Linked DNA regions of Homo sapiens: region 2 is linked to region 1. Evidence: chromatin loops called from intact Hi-C (ENCODE). Cell type or tissue: Calu3. All regions are shown on one strand.

Region 1 (8,000 bases):
ATGTAGTCGTTAAGGTAAATGTTTAATAAGCAATCACAAGTCAGTTATGGGCGCTGTTTCTGTTTTTTTCTATGGATGTAGTTGTGAGCAGCTCTGGGAGAAGAACAAAGCATATGCAGAAGATTTCAAAGTGAGTTTTATTGCTTCATTAACGTTCTTACAGTGTTTCCCTCCAACACTACTAACTGAATGGAATAAAAGAAGCTGCCTTCAAAGAAGGATAGAGTCACTTCCTTTCCCCACGTCTGCTTTAATTGTCTAGTTTTTGTTATCTATTCATTTTTTCTTCAGAACCTAAAGCCTCTTACTTATTATATGTATTGTTTGATACATTTAAACTAAGGGGTTATTTTACCATGGATTCAAACAACAAAAATAGACAAGTGAACTTTCTGGATTTTCAGTTCCCATGCCCAACCCCTTTTTCTAATAACAAAGGATGGCATTTTCTCTTGAACATGTTTGTCTGTTTTTCTTTGAGCTTTTTACCTCTAATTTTCCGTAATTAACCACATTGGCTGAAGCTTATATACTGTGGTTATTTACTGATACTAATTTAGCTTTTCCTCTTTACATTTTTCTGCTAATGCAGTCTATTTCTTTTATTAAAAAATGTTCTAGGCAATTTTACTTCCAGCAACCCCAAGTCATTGGCCTTTATTTTGTTCTTTATTCCATTTCCGAAATGGACAATGATAAATGAACAGCCATCAAAGCCCTGTAGTACGATGACTGTGACCTTAATTTTGCAGTTAACACTCTATATTGCTTGTCTGAAATGTGCACTCCATCCTTTTCTCTTGGCTTTTCACTGCCTGCTTGTGTTTTGTTTTCTTTGTTTTCATGTTCTTTTTCATTAAGACCAGTTCCTCTCTATGAAACACCTCACTGTAGAACACTAAGACAGGCCTCACAGACCAAGGATCAACTAAACCCTACATAACTGTGTAGTCTTCCCACTCTGAAATATATGCATACAAAAGTATAACCAACATTAATATATACATAATATATATAGATATCTACATAGTTTACTAATATGTAAAATATATTTTTTGTGTATCTGTATCATCTATCCATCTACCTATCTACTATCTATCTATCTCTTCAGAAAAGAAATTCAAAGATTAATATGTTATCACTCACCTCTAGAAGAAAGAACATTTTTCTTTTGGTGATGGAGGGGCATTGAAAATCCAAAACCAACTTTAAAAAGAAACTTGACCTATCCTTCAAATGCCTTTCTAAAGAAGTACTTCCAAGGCGTTGCCTCTGGTTGCTCTGTGAATGGTCATGGAGAAGCAACTCTTACAGGTGTGAAGGGGCAGTTGCAATCCAGTCTTCACAGGCTTGTGCAAGTGTCTGCCCAGATAGTGTCATGATGCTAAGAAAGGAGACAGTAATGCTCTGTCAAATGTGTCAGGAAGAAAATTATGGTGGTCAAGAGCCACTCATCAGCCACTGAACACTGACTTCCACTGCTTCACACGGCCTTCCCACTGCAAATCTCTATTCCAAATATAAATACACAACTTACAAGGAAGAAAAAAAGGGGACCAGCCCCAGGGTCCCCTGTTTTCACCTATGGTACTTGTATTTCTCTGTTCTTTCTGGGAGTGGACTTGCATGGGTATTTGTTTCCGCTAATACCCGTGATAGCTAATACTCATGACACAGCAGCTGGTCCCTGAGCTCCAGGTACATATTGGGTACAAATGAGGAGATTAGGCAGGCACAGCAATGCTTTCTGGTGAGGACACAGGTACTAACAGTTTTCTTAGCACCTACTTTTCTTGAGTAAGAAATGACTAGCCTGTCCTGTGACTCACTGGTGAGCTAGGACTTTAAGTGGCTTCAGGTAGAATCTGGTCTTTCCTAGGACTTCCACCAAATCTGCTATACTTCATGGTGACAATAATAGTGAATATTCACCAGTTACCAGTGTGCCAGGTGTGGACTCTGGGCTTTAAATATGTCAGGCCATTTAATCCTCTCTATAAATCTTAAGATGGGTTCTGTAGTTAGCACTGTTTTGAAGATCAGAAAACTAAGGCACTGAGAGACTAAATAACCTCCCCTAAAGTTACATAGAAAGGAAACAGCAGAATTAGCATCAAACTCAGTCAGTCTGGCTCCAAGCACTTTGTCCTTCACTATTCTGAGGGACGGAGGCATGGTGGGACAGGATGATTCTGGCAACTTGCCTTTTCTCACCGTCTCTTTACAATTCTCTGGAATAGGAATTGACTTCCAAAGTGGCTTTGTGAGGACAGCTCTTAGGTAAGGGTGGATGCTGGCTCCAGCATACTAAATGCAAGCTATTTCGCCACAGGAGTTAATTTGTTCCTGTGTTGCTGGGATATATACCAAGTAATCTAAGGAAGATGAGTGTGTGACTGAAAATCTCTGGGCAGAGTATACTTTTCCTGTGTGTGCAGAGCTTCTCTCAGTGTAGACAGCCCTGGTTAAATATTAAGGAAAGGTTATTTGAGGAGAGTGGCACAATCTTACTTCATGGAAACTATATCCATGTGGTCATGTGCTTAAGGTGTGGCTAGCTACTGGAAAGTGTTGTAACTTACTTTGTGGGACACATAAAAACAAACTAACACTTTGAGGGAGTAATTGAATATATACAAAGTATTATATTGTGACTTATTAAAAAAGAAAATACTAGAAGGAGAGGTGGAATAATACTTATGTTTGTCACTAAACCATTTGCAAGTGAATTTCACATTATCTCACCTAATCTTGTTTATAGACAAGGAACTGGACCTTACAGAGATTAAGTAACTTCCCCAAGGTCACAAATGTAATAAGGGCAGAACTGGATTTGAAATCAAGTTTGTGAATACCAAAGTCCTTGATCTTTCTATATCACCGTGTGTGTGTGTGTGTGTGTGTGTGTATGTGTGTGTGTTGGAAAAGGAGGGAGATTGGCAATGGGGGAGGGGAGTGTACTGAATAGAATTTTAAAAACACAAAGTGGTTTCCCCTAATAGTTCCAGTAAAAGCTCAGTGATATCACTTCTATACATAAGTGCTAGAGGTCATTGACTTAACAAATATTATTGAGCATTGCTATGTGAAATATAGTAGTGAAATAACTGAAAAAATTACAGGATATAAAGAGGTAGAAGAGCCCAGGAATGCCTTGAGTTATGAAGATTGTCACACCCCAGTGGCCAGCTCCAGCTCATGCCGATGGTGGCTGGAAATCTCTGATTTCGTATCTCTATATACCCATTTATTTTTTGTTCACTGCTTCCTTCATACATTTTCTTTGAATATCAGGTCATTTATTTAATTAATTAATTTATTTTAGAGATGAGATCTTAATCTGTTGCCCAGGCTGGGACGCAGTGGTGTGATCTCAGCTCACTGCAGCCTTGAACTCCTGGGCTCAAGTGATCCTTGCACCTCAATCTCCTGAGTAGCTGGGAATACAGGCATGCACCACCATGCCCAGCTATTTTTTATTATTATAATTTTTGTTTGTAGAGACAAGGTCTCATTTTGTTTCCCAAGCTGATCTCGAACTCCTGGCTTCAAATGATCCTCCCACTTCAGCCTCCCAAAGTGCTGGGATCATTGGCATGAGTTACTGTGGCCAGCCTGAATAGCAGGTCATTTAATTCCATCCACGCAATTCTTTTCATTCCAAGTTCAAGTGACAGTGGGGCCTACACTAGAGAGCTTTCAGTAGAATCTAAATGGTAGAGGAAGGTGGAGATAATATTGAAAAGAAGCAAAAAAATAATAATAATAAACAATTACTTATGGTATAGGGATGGTGGAGTGGAGTAGGGCTCGTGGTGTAAAATGATTTTTAACAGAGAAAGTCTCCTTTACTCCCAGGCCCCTTGTTTCTGGGGAACCAAAAAGATATTGCTATTGATGCATCATTCTTTAGAAAATAAATATTAACATCTATTATAAACAATTCACTAACAAAACACTGCTGCTACTAGGATTAATGGTCACAATAATGATTATAGTTATGGCCAAACTGAACTTCCTATAGGAAGAAGAGATTATCAGGCCTCCAGTGGGATGATTGCTATAAAATATGTTTCCAGGGAAGGAGGAATTTGTTGAATCTCATTGTGATATGGTCGTGAGGCTTTAGGGCTTGCCCTGTGGCATGGAGGGTAATCAGGCTAGCAATAACTCATCATGAAGTTGGAATCCAATATTTCTCCTTATTAATTCATGCCACAGGAAAGTTACATGCCACATATTACTGAGTGCCCATACTCTTGAGAAAGGAAGTGCTAACTTTTCCTATTCCTCTACTCCTCCTCATAAACACACCACACCCTTATTTAGTTCAAGAGTGCTTAATCAGGAAATAACGAAATTGTGAGTAATAAGTCATATTATCAGTGTGATAGGGGAGTGATAAGTACACATTGAGCGTTCAATACCTCTCAACAACCAGTCAATAAAAATAGGAGGGACAGTAATTAAGATGAATCTCCACTTGGAAGTGGTAGCCTGGGAGGGGAAATGGTAGTAAAGAGTTATGCTGCCCCCAGGAGCCAGCAAAGCCCTCGTGTTCCTTGGAACTCAATACCCACCCTGTAAGAAATGCCATAACATTAAGCAGATACACACCTCAGCTTTCACAAGTTGTGCTGGTTACCCATATTATGGGCCAGAGTTTCAGGGTGGCTTAAAGAGAAGGAGGAAGAGAAGGAGACTGTGGCAAGGCTGCTAGGGACACCATAATGTTCTTGAGAAGGCAGCATGATGAATGAGTGAAGAACGAAGGCATAAGGGGTGAAGACTGAGAATCAAAAGACTTGGACCTTCCTCAAAGAAGCTTGGACTTCACACCTGAATCTCATTTCCTTATCTGTAAAAGGAGGACCGTGGGCTAGGGCAGTGCCACGGTTTCTTCCTGTTTTAAAGTCCCTAGATTCTGAGCTAATGTCATTTCAGAATCTGTACAGAACTGACACATATCTTTGATCACCAGTGAAATCCTAGGTTGCTTGCCTGACCACAGCATTTCCCTATCTGCCCTATAAGCATTTATCAAGCAGCATAGTGTTCTCTGGCAGCATCATTTATTTTCAAGGATGCTCTTTGGGGATAACTTTGTATGGTGATATAATTTCAAACTTATGAAAAAGCTGCATGAATTGCATAAGGAATTCCAATAATACTTTTTTCCAGATTCACCAATTATTTACATCTTGCCCCATTTGCTTACTCCCTCTCTGCATGTATATCTGCATACATATTCATATATCTTATATATATTTGTAGAGAATCATTTGAGAGTAAGTTTGATGCATCGTGACCATTTATTGTTAGTTTACTGTATATCTCCTAAGAACACAGACATCTCCTACATAACCATAGTCCAATTATCAAAACAAGAACATTTAGCATTGATATATACTATAATATACAGTCCACATTTGATTTTAATTAATTATGCAAATAATGTTTTAATTGATAGTTTCTCTTGTCCAGGATTCAATTCAGATTCACAGACTGCAGTTAGTTGTCTCTTTGGTCTCTTTAAACATGGAATAATGCCTGTCTTCCTTTGACTTTCTTGACAAAATGTTTGAAGAGTACAAGTCATCTGTTGTATAGAATGTCCTTCAATTATGTCTTGTCCGATATTTCCTTATGGTAAGATTCAGATTATGCATTTTTAGGACAGTTGCACCACTGAAGTTATATAGTATACTTAGTGTGTCATATCAGGTGGCACATGCTATTGGTTCATTCCAATACTGATGAACTGTTAACTCTGATCACTTGGTTAAGTTATGTATATCTTTCCCTTTACAATTAATACAATTTCAATTCATAATATAAGATTCTAATTACATATACTTTAGACTGTTTGATATTGCTATTCTACTTTTCACTTTATTGTGCTAAAATGTGGATGATCCGTTGACCTGTTGTCAAGTTTATTGATTCTTTTCACTGTCGTTTCCAGTCTCTTGAAAAGCTGATTGAATGAATTCTTCATCTTAGACATCATATATTTTATTTCTAGCAATTTCATTTGGCTCTTTTAAATAGTTTCTATTTCTGTGGCCAAATTACCCGTTGTATATTATGTACCTTTTCCACTAGATCTTTTAACATATTTATCAAATTTATATAATATTAACTTTTGGGCCATCTCTCAGTCTGTTTTTATTTTCTTTCAAAATATGCTATTTTTCTTCATGTGTTTTGTAATTTTTGAATGTGTACAGGACATTGTTTGTCAAAATACAGTAGAGACTGAAGTAAGTAATATTTTTGCCCAGGATACCTTTTTTTCTGTCAGCCATCTGTATAAACTATAGTTGAGCTATGTGTGAAGTTTACTGTCATTTTAATTAGGTTTAGTTCACCAATAGGTTAATGATTCAAGAATGAGTCAGTACTTTACCTCCAACAGGGCAAGACCTTTTTGTACAAACAATCTTTGGCTTCCTGAACCAAGGAGAATCTCATTCTGCTTTCTAAACTGGCTTCTAGATTTTTATGTTGTTAAAGAGTTTGCTTTGTTATACAGTTCTGCCTCCTGGCTTTCTGTGGTTCAAGGGACCTCTTTCTGCTCTGCTATGTTCTCCTTATCCATGGAGTATTGGGCAGTGAATTTTAGTGAATGCTAAGAGTGTCCATAAGGGGCTTAGGATGGTATGTTTCTGAGTGGTGGCAATGCAGAAGAGCTAAAAAGACCTTGAGATTTTGGGAACTTGCTCCCCAAAGAGATCTTTTAGGTCTCTTGCCCTTCCTCCAGCTGTGAGAACCCTCTGACAAGTACTTAATGAAGGCCTGTGGCACTTCATAGAGTTTCCTTTAGTTCTTCTGCCCTCTTTTCATCATTCTATCTCACCTCTCTTGCTCTGCTCATCATCTTTTGCATTAGCACTTAGTGAAGGCCCATGGGAAAGGTGTGATGAGTAGGTGCAGATTCTCACTGTGCATCGAGCTTAGGATCCTAAACATCACACCAGCTGTCATTTAGTCATAAAATTCTTACAAAGTTTAGATAGTTTCTCCTTAAATCTATTAATGGTAACTTCCTACTTGCACTACCCTACAAAAGATGATAGGAGCTGTATGGCAGTTCCCAGGAAGGGCTTGTCACTTCCTAGATTTTAGTTCATTTTGGTTTCATTAATCCTCAGCTATCTAATAGGTTTGTTTTAAAAAGTATGACTTTGTAGGTTAGTTGGCTTGTTTTTGATAGTAGGGTATAAATGGAAGCAGAAATTAGGATTAGGATCTGGTGTCCTTTGGATATATTCTGCCCAAAATACAATTAACCCTTCATACTGAGAAATAAAAATAAAATCCTAAGCCCCTTAACCAACTGAAGGAACCCTTTTTGGCCAAAGTGACCCCAGAAAAACCTCAAAAGCTAAGTTTCTTGCCATCATGGGATAGGAGGTCAGCCTTGACCTCCTGGGCTCAAGCAATCCTCCTGCCTCAGCCCCCAAGTAGCTTGGACTACAGGCATGCACCACCGTGCCTGGTTAATTTTTATATTTTTTATAGAGACAGGGTTTTGCCATGTTGCCCAGCTGGTCTTGAACTCCTGAGCACAAGTGATTCACCTGCCTCAGCCTCCCAGTGTTCTGGAATTACAGGCATGCATTTGACTTCTAAGTACACATATTTGACTTGCTTTGGTTGAAGCACTGCACTGGCCTGAAGTCATACAAGGACCTCTGAACTACCTGGGAGAGGCCATATGTTCTCATTGCTACTGCTGTTATTGCTTTTAGGTCCTCTCAAGTAGACAGATCTGGGAAACTATATATATAGAGAGTCTCCATTTATCATCCATCTATTAAAAACTATGAGTTCATACTGATACCTCCAATTTTAATCTGAAAGCACATTGTACATTCTAATCCTCCCTTTTCCATATTTGTAACTTTCTTCTACAACAGTGAGAAACTTGGATCTCATTATGCTTAATATATTTACTCATTTGATTAAGATTAGGATACAGAGAAATTCATTTCAGA
Region 2 (8,000 bases), 580 kb before region 1:
ACATGACACCATGCCATATTTATTTCAAACCTACTATCTGACTTTGAGTGGAATTACCACTCCTCAAAATATTTAAAATGGTATGTTAAGATGACATCAAAGAATGTGTTCAAATAAATCATCAGTGAAGTCTTTTGGTATTTTTTCATTAAGAATTCCCCCAGCAGAAAACAGTAGAGGCTTTAAATAAGAGCAACAATAGGGCACTAGTCAGTAGATTTGGATGACTGACTCTGCAAAGAAATTCAGAGCCACCTTTTCTAGTCTAGCCCCAATATACTTCAGGACTGATGAATCATTGCTGTACTATTCCAAAAACGGTTTCCTATGCTCACTTTTAACTGAGCTGCCACAGGAAATAGTTGTTTCCTACCTGTTTTCAAATCCTGATTGCAAAATCAGGAATTCCTTATGGTTCATTTTAACACATTTCTGACCTCTGGCTTTAATGATAAAACCAGATTCTGCTATAGGATAGCATTTCCAATTAGATAAAAATTATTCTTTACTATTATGTGGGCAATAGTGCTCTACTAAGTATGGTGGTCATAGGTCTTCAAGCGCAAACATTAAAGTATGGAGGTGAAGTTGGAAACTGCTTCTTCCACTCCCAGACAGTAGAGTTCTCTTCCATGATCACATTCTCCACGAATTTGAGCTGTTATTTTTAAAATTCTTATTGTTGTTATTATTTTCATATGCTTTGCTTTTTTTTCTGATCCATTTCACTGTTTCCACTTTTCAAGGGAAAATGCTCCTTTAAAAATGATTTTAATAAACCAAACTGAATGCTCATTTCCTGACTTGGCATGACCAGAACAATGAAGGAATCCTGAGTACTTTCTTTGGGTCTTTGTTTTTCTCAGGGTTTGAAGTTTGGGGTTGTTTCTTTGACTTCCTCCCTCCACAAATACTTGAAGCCTAAGGTTTCAGAAAGGCTGTTTTTTTGGCCACTAAGATTTTCGGCACACACTGAACTAGTGCTGCTCCATGTGGCCACACGAAAGTACATAAAAATATAATATTTATTTCCTTAGCCACCATCTTTTCTAGATGTCTTGCACGCTACTCTATTTTTAAGGAAAATTTTTTTAAAAAAAGCAAAAACTACCAAATACTCTACCTCTTTCCATCTCTGTCCCCTTTCCACCTGCCCGCATCCTCCTCTCATATATATTTTGGCTTTGAGAAAAAAACTATCACTATTAGAGCCGTGGGTATACTTGGCCCTTATTAGAACAGATATTAAAATTATTTAAACATTTAATTTAAATTAAAAGGACTATTTAGATATTTGCCAGTGGTTGGAGTGGAAGAAGAAAGAACTAATCAGGGCCTGGCTTCTTTCTAGCTCATTCATTAGCTAACTAGTACCTCCCTCTTCACCTGATTTCTGTTGCTGTCCTGGTATTAAAGAATAAGGATAGTTACTTCCAAATATCCACCTAAACCTGTAGATTATATATTATGAGCAATAAGCAGGTATTGAAACAGTTATCTTCTCCCTCTATTTATTTATTCAACACAACTACTAAGCAACTAATGTATACCAGGCACTGTTCTAGGTCTCTTGATATGTATCAACTAACCAAACACACAAAAATCCTGATAATTAGAACTCATATTCTAGTATGAGGGAATAGCAAGGGGTGGTGGCGGTTTGCAGACAAATCCCTCCTGGAAAGTAAAGGAATATTAATATATACATTAACTTCTATGACAATTCCGCATTACCTCCTCACTCTTACAAAAATGTATCAAGCCTGTTTAAAATAGCTTTTCTTGAAAGCAAGAAAAATCAAAATGAAAGTTCCAAATTCAGTTAACTCAATGTAACATCTGTTTCTTACAAATGAGATAAAAATCATGTAGATTCAAGAAAGTGCTCTCAGGAGTACTGAGTGAGGATTGAATTAGATACCTTTATTATTTAAGCCTGTGGTGTGTGTGTATAAGTGTGTGAAAGGACCCTTGGAATTTATTTAAGTCTATATTCTAGTCTTTTCTTGCCTTCAGTGACATGTGATAGTCCTTCAAATAAAAAGACATCCATATTTTTACTACTGGCTTTACTGCTCAATTTAAGTATTTTCCAAGGTTACAAAAATTTGTACTTAAAAACGATAACTGTTAAGTATACCAAAATAACTTTCATCTTTTGCCTAACACTCTTAAAAGCAATTACGGATGTTTTTTTCAGAAGTTTTTAAAATAAAAGTTAGGCTTTTGTCTTTGGCGCAGGTCTGAGAAAAGATGAAAAAGGTTTTGAAAACAAGGCAAATGGGATACATATCAAAGCAAACATGATATTGTTTAGGGGTCAGAAGTAAGTAGTTCCACTGGCATTTGCAAAAAAAAGAAAAAGACTTCAGTATACCTATAAATAGTGATAGAAAAAGATAAAGAAGTTGAAGTAGGCTGTTTCTTTCGTTTTAACTGCAAGAAGGCAAGAAATAGTGAAGTACCTTTGATCAGTCTTGCTTCAAATGTCTTCGTGCCATGTACCGGGGCCAGATGAGAAAAAGAAGGATAGTCATCAATACCACCTGACCACCCACCACAAAGATATGAGTGAGCCTGGCCTTTCTCCCTCCATTTTATTAAATGGAAATACCTAAAGTCAGATGGATGAAATCTCCTATGTTTGATTTCAATGCCACTGGAACATGAAATTAGGATTGCTAAATGTTTCGACTAGATTTCAAGGACATTATATCAAGGACATTATATCTTCGTCTATTAAAACTGTACCACCAATGCCTGTTTATGATGAAGATTTTGAAATCTATGGCAATATTCCCTTTCTTGTGCTTGAAACAATGTATACAGAATATTTACTCTTTGTGAGAAAGAGATTAATATTTTGAAACATAAGTGACAAAACACACATGTATACACACATGTATATACCTAAGCAACAATTACCAAGCTTTAAAGATTATGGTCGCTAAATTTTTTTATATATAGTAAAATAATGTTAAGGGATCAGATGGCATGTTGGGTTTTTTTTCTTAATTTAGTAAAACTTACCCAAACTGAAATATAATTTTCAAAGAGCTACAAAAAACAAGGGAGTCAGCCCCAGGGGTGCTGGCTGTCTTCCCAGCACAGTGTATCACAAGGACAGGAGGGAACTTAGAAGAGCCAACACAGACACGAGAAGGAACACAGGGCTGAGACAGCAAGGTAGTCAGGAAGCAGAAAGACAACCAGAAGCAGAGAAGGTACACACCAGGTCAAGGCTAGGAACTAGCTAGAGCCAGTGGGCACAGAGCATGACTAAGGCAAAGCTCCAAGTTGGAAGGGCTATCAGAAACCAGGCAACAGAATCACGGTGATCCTGCAGTGTGCACAGGGGGGTCACGCTGTGGAGCAAGAGATAAGGCAGCTGGTGCAGCTGGGGTGGAGTTGGGGGAAAGATGTGGATAACAATGTCAAGGGCAGATAAACTTTGAGGTCTGTAGAAGCCAGCTTCACACTAGGAGCACTGGAACCCAGCCCTGGCCACGTACACTCAGCAAAAGAGAAAGCAGTGGGCTTGACAGGTAATAAAAGGCAGCTCATGAGAAAAAAAAAAAAAAGGTAATACAGGTGAGAAAAGAAAGGGAGAGAAATAATATCTTTGTAAAAATAACAAGTAGCCAGAAGCAGCAAAAACTTTCCAAACATAGTAAGTGTTTTACGGGATCTCCCGTTAAGAACAAATGGTGTTCAAAAAGAAAAATGGCAAATAATTTATTGAAGTCTTAGAAAGACAGGTGTATATAGGTTTAGTCAGCAAATTTACCTCACAATGGCATGTATTTTCAAGAAAAATAATGGCACAGATAAATTTGAGAGTGATATGGTTTGGCTCTGTGCCCCACCCAAATCTCATCTCTAATTGTAATCCTCATAGGTTGAGGGTGGGACCCGGTGGGAGGTGTATGGATCATGGGGGTGGTGTACCCTATGCTGTTCTGATGGTGAGTTCTCATGAGAGCTGATGGTTTAAAAGTGTTGGGCAGCTCCCCCCTCGCTCTTGCTCTCTCTCTCTCCTGCTGCCATGTAAGACGTGCCTTGCTTCCCCTTTGCCTTCTGCCATGATTGTAAGTTTCCTGAGGCCTCTCCAGTCATGCAGAACTGTGAGTAGATTAAGTCTGCTTAATGGACTCAGTCAATTATCCAGTCTCAGGTAGTTTTTTCTTTTTTTTTTTTTTTTTGAGATGGAGTTTCACTCCAGGCTGGAGTGCAATGGCGTGATTTCGGCTCACTGCAATCTCCACCTCCTGGGTTCACGTGATTCTCCCACCTCAGCTTCCTGAGAAGGTGGGATTACAGGTTCCCACCACCACGCCCAGCTAATTTTTGTATTTTTAGTAGAGATGGGGTTTTACCATGTTAGCTAGGCTGGTCTCGAACTCCTGACCTCAGGTGATCCACTTGCCTCCGCCTCCCAAAGTGCTGGGATTACAGGCATGAGCCACCGCACCTGGCCTCAGGTAGTTCTTTATAACAGTGTGAAAACGGACTAATACAGAGATAAAGGGCATATAATTCTAAAGTACACATCTAACTTCACTGTTTATCTTCTAAGCAGAGAAAACTATTTTTAACTTAAACAATTATAGCCACACTAAATGGAAAGATCATTAGAAATTTGCTTATGACACAGTTGCAAAGGGTTACTTTAAAGTACACAGGTCAGTTGATGACTTTTTCTAATAAGTGTAAGGAATTAAATGTAGGAAATAGATTTGTTAGGGTGGAAGAAAACTTTCTACTGTACATTTGTAGGGTAAGAAAATCTGTTGAGGTCTAAAATTAAGTCTAAAAGGGCTTACTTTTATTTCCAAAATATAAATCATAAAAGCAAAGAAGACATTATGAGGAATTCAATTTACTATAAAGTAGATAAGCCAATCTTATCTTATCTTTTTTTTTTTTTGAGACAGAGTTTCACTCTTGTTGCCCAGGCTGGAGTGCAATGACGTGATCACGGCTTACTGCAATCTCCACCTCCCAGTTTCAAGTGATTCTCCTGCCTCAGCCCCACAAGTAGCTGGGATTACAGGCATGTACTACCAAGCATGGTTAATTGTGTATTTTTAATACAGACGGGGTTTCACCATGTTGGTCAGTCTGGTCTCGAACTCCTGACCTCAGTTGATCCACCCGCCTTGGCCTCTCAAGGTGCTGGGATTACAGGCGTGAGCCACAGTGCCCAGATGCCAATCTTATCTTATAAATAATAGAAAATATGAACCATAATGAAAATAACTAATATTATCATATGCTATACAACCATCAGGGAAAAAAACTGGAGTTCCCAAGAGTCAGGGGACATCAAGCGATTTTGAAGAAATTTCGAATTCAATTCCTGAAATAGGGAAAAGTATTTCAACTTAGGGTTTTTTTTAAAACAAACATAATGTATGACACATTATGTATTAACATAAAATGCCATCATAATAAAGATGGGATGATCTGGGTTACAAAATTCCATAGTACTATTTAAATATTATTCATAAGCCCCCTTACTCTTACAATGTGTTAAAATCATTCCAAAATGTACAGAGCACAGTGAGCCCAATGTAAGATTTTCACCTGACTCAGAATCTTGGAGTCCTTATTGTGAACCTTTTATGAGAGTCTTAATATGTTTGACCCTGAAAATTTCCTGGAATAGGAGAAGGAAGGCACGTGCAGTGGGGGACACCAGAAGAGTGAGGTGCTATTTTGTTGATTTCCTATTAAATACTAGAATTCTGCATATAAATTAGGAATTACAGGTTCTGATTCATTTGGATATATTTGCCTGTATGGTTTTTTCAATGTTATTTATATACCTACAACTCTGATGTGCATCTTATCATTTGCATTTTACAGATCTTGATGTAGACTCAGAATACACTAATGAAAGACCAAAGGTAGGAGAGTTTATCCTTACTACTCAAAAGAGTTACAGGAAGTTAAAAGACTTAGTATAAAATTAAACTAATACTGGTATTACAGTACCTTAGAAAGAGATTTCCTCTTTCTAATGATAGGTACAGTCCCAGCAAACTTTACCCAAAATCTAGAAAAAGGGCTATTGTCTGATAACAACAGTTACATAATGGTGCTCATTTAGCAAGTGGAACTGAATGAAAATAGGTAAGTATGGGCAACCTCCTTTTCCCACAATCAGTAATAGGCTGTTCCCGAGAAACAAACGTCAATCATTCAAATGTGTACTACAGTCTCCTATTGTTTGTTCAAGAGAAAAGTGCGGTAGCACTTCCAAAGTATAAGGGGAGACAATGGTTTTATTATTTTTCTTTTATACTATGAAATCCTTCATGGCTAATTTATAACATGAATACCATAACCTAGGGATAAATGTCTTTTATAAAGTTTCAAGAATATTGACAGCTGTCTTTTACTCCAGTTAAAATGCCTGATTACATTTGTTTATTATTTCAAGCAAACTCTGAACACAATTTACTGTATGTTCAGTAACTTAGTAACATTTAATCACATTTATTTCACTTGATCTTTAGAAACAAAAGAAATCAAAATATTTTTCAATATCTTCTGTACTAGTCTTTAAAAATAAAATATTTTACGGGAACTGGATATATAGCAGCAAACTGAAGATCGAGATCATCTTTTTCTTTTGGTAAATGTTGGCATAAAATTCTACAAATCAGAATAGTCTCATAAATAAAAGCTTAAATTTCATCTCTAAAAAAGTTCAAGTCTGTTACTTTGCAATATTAAGATAACGAATACCTGAAGAGGATATTCATAAACTATTAAAACAACATGAATCATTGCTGTATAGAAAATAATGCACCTTCGAATCCTCATGGCTACAGATCATCCTCATAGGCAATATGAAGTTAAACTATTCAAATCTCTAGCAAATTGATCTACATCAAAAACATATGTAAGCCCAAGCACAGTGCTGCATGCCTGTAGCCCAGCTACTGGGGAGGCTGAGGCATGAGGATTGCTTGAGCCCAGGAGTTCAAGTCCTACCCGAGCAACACAGCAAGACCCCATCTCTAAAAATAAACAAGTTCATGATCAGCCTGGGCAACACAGTAAGACCACATCTCTATTAAAACAAATTTTTAAAATAAACAAAAAATAGTATTAAATAAAAAGTGATGTGTTCTTTTATTTGCAATCTAAAGTTCAAGCAAGTAACAGGGAATAAAAGTTGTACACAAATGGTGACCAAATTTAAAATAATCTGTACCTCAGGAAGGTTGCTCCCATGACCCCACCCCACACCAGCATTCATGCCAGACACCCTGCTAGCTTTGTATCAAGGGCCATACTAGTCATCAGCACCCAAAGCCAAATGCACAGGCCAAGACCCAGAAATGCAGGAGACAGCTCTTCACCTATAGGGCCTCAGGAAAAGAAGGCCCAAAATGTGAGTCACGAAATGAATTATCCTCCAGGGAAACAACATGTATTCTCCAAAAGGAGAATACATTCCTAGCATCCCAAGATGGAATTCTATGCTATTAATAACATTATTTCATAAAGGAAATATTTTTAAGAATACATCTCAAAGAACTTACAGAGTCAAGTCTGTTTTTTGTTTGTTTGTTTGTTTGTTTGTTTGAGACAGGTTCTCGCTCTGTTACCCAGGCTGGAGTGCAGTGGTGTGATCTCGGATCACTGCCACCTCCACCTCCACCTCCCAGGTTCAAGAGATTTTCATGCTTCAGCCTCCCAAGTATCTGGAACCACAGGTGCATGCCTGGCTAATTTTTATATTTTTAGTAGAGATGGGGTTTTGCCATTTTACCCAGACTGGTCTCGAACACCTAGCCTCAAGCGATCTGCCAGCCTTGGACTCCCAACATGCTAGGATTACAGGTGTGAGCCACTACGCCCAGCCCAGAATCACGTTTTGAAATATAACCTATTTGTAAAGTAAACACAGCTCACATTCATATGTACTAAATGATGTGCAAAAAACTTTCCCAGGACCCTAGTCTGATTACAAATGGTAACTCAAG

The links. Peaks named below come from ENCODE experiments on the same cell type or tissue, not always from the same donor. Only the 100,000 strongest peaks of a DNase experiment are listed, where the experiment ranks them.
Region 2: a loop joins it to region 1, with 2.7 times the contacts of the local background. A loop is called at or near these places in 2 of 110 quality-filtered maps.

The regions. Positions count from the first base shown.
Region 1 is chr4:148,847,969-148,855,968 of GRCh38, forward strand. The region is part of intron 2 of LOC107986195 (a long non-coding RNA gene); the gene reads left to right. Among named protein-coding and RNA genes, the nearest start is that of LINC02430, 300 kb to the right of the region's middle. In Calu3, no CTCF peak of the experiment used is centred here; a DNase peak (open chromatin) is centred at 4,543.
Region 2 is chr4:148,270,521-148,278,520 of GRCh38, forward strand. The region is part of intron 2 of NR3C2 (nuclear receptor subfamily 3 group C member 2); the gene reads right to left. Among named protein-coding and RNA genes, the nearest start is that of NR3C2, 170 kb to the right of the region's middle. In Calu3, no CTCF peak of the experiment used is centred here; no DNase peak of the experiment used is centred here.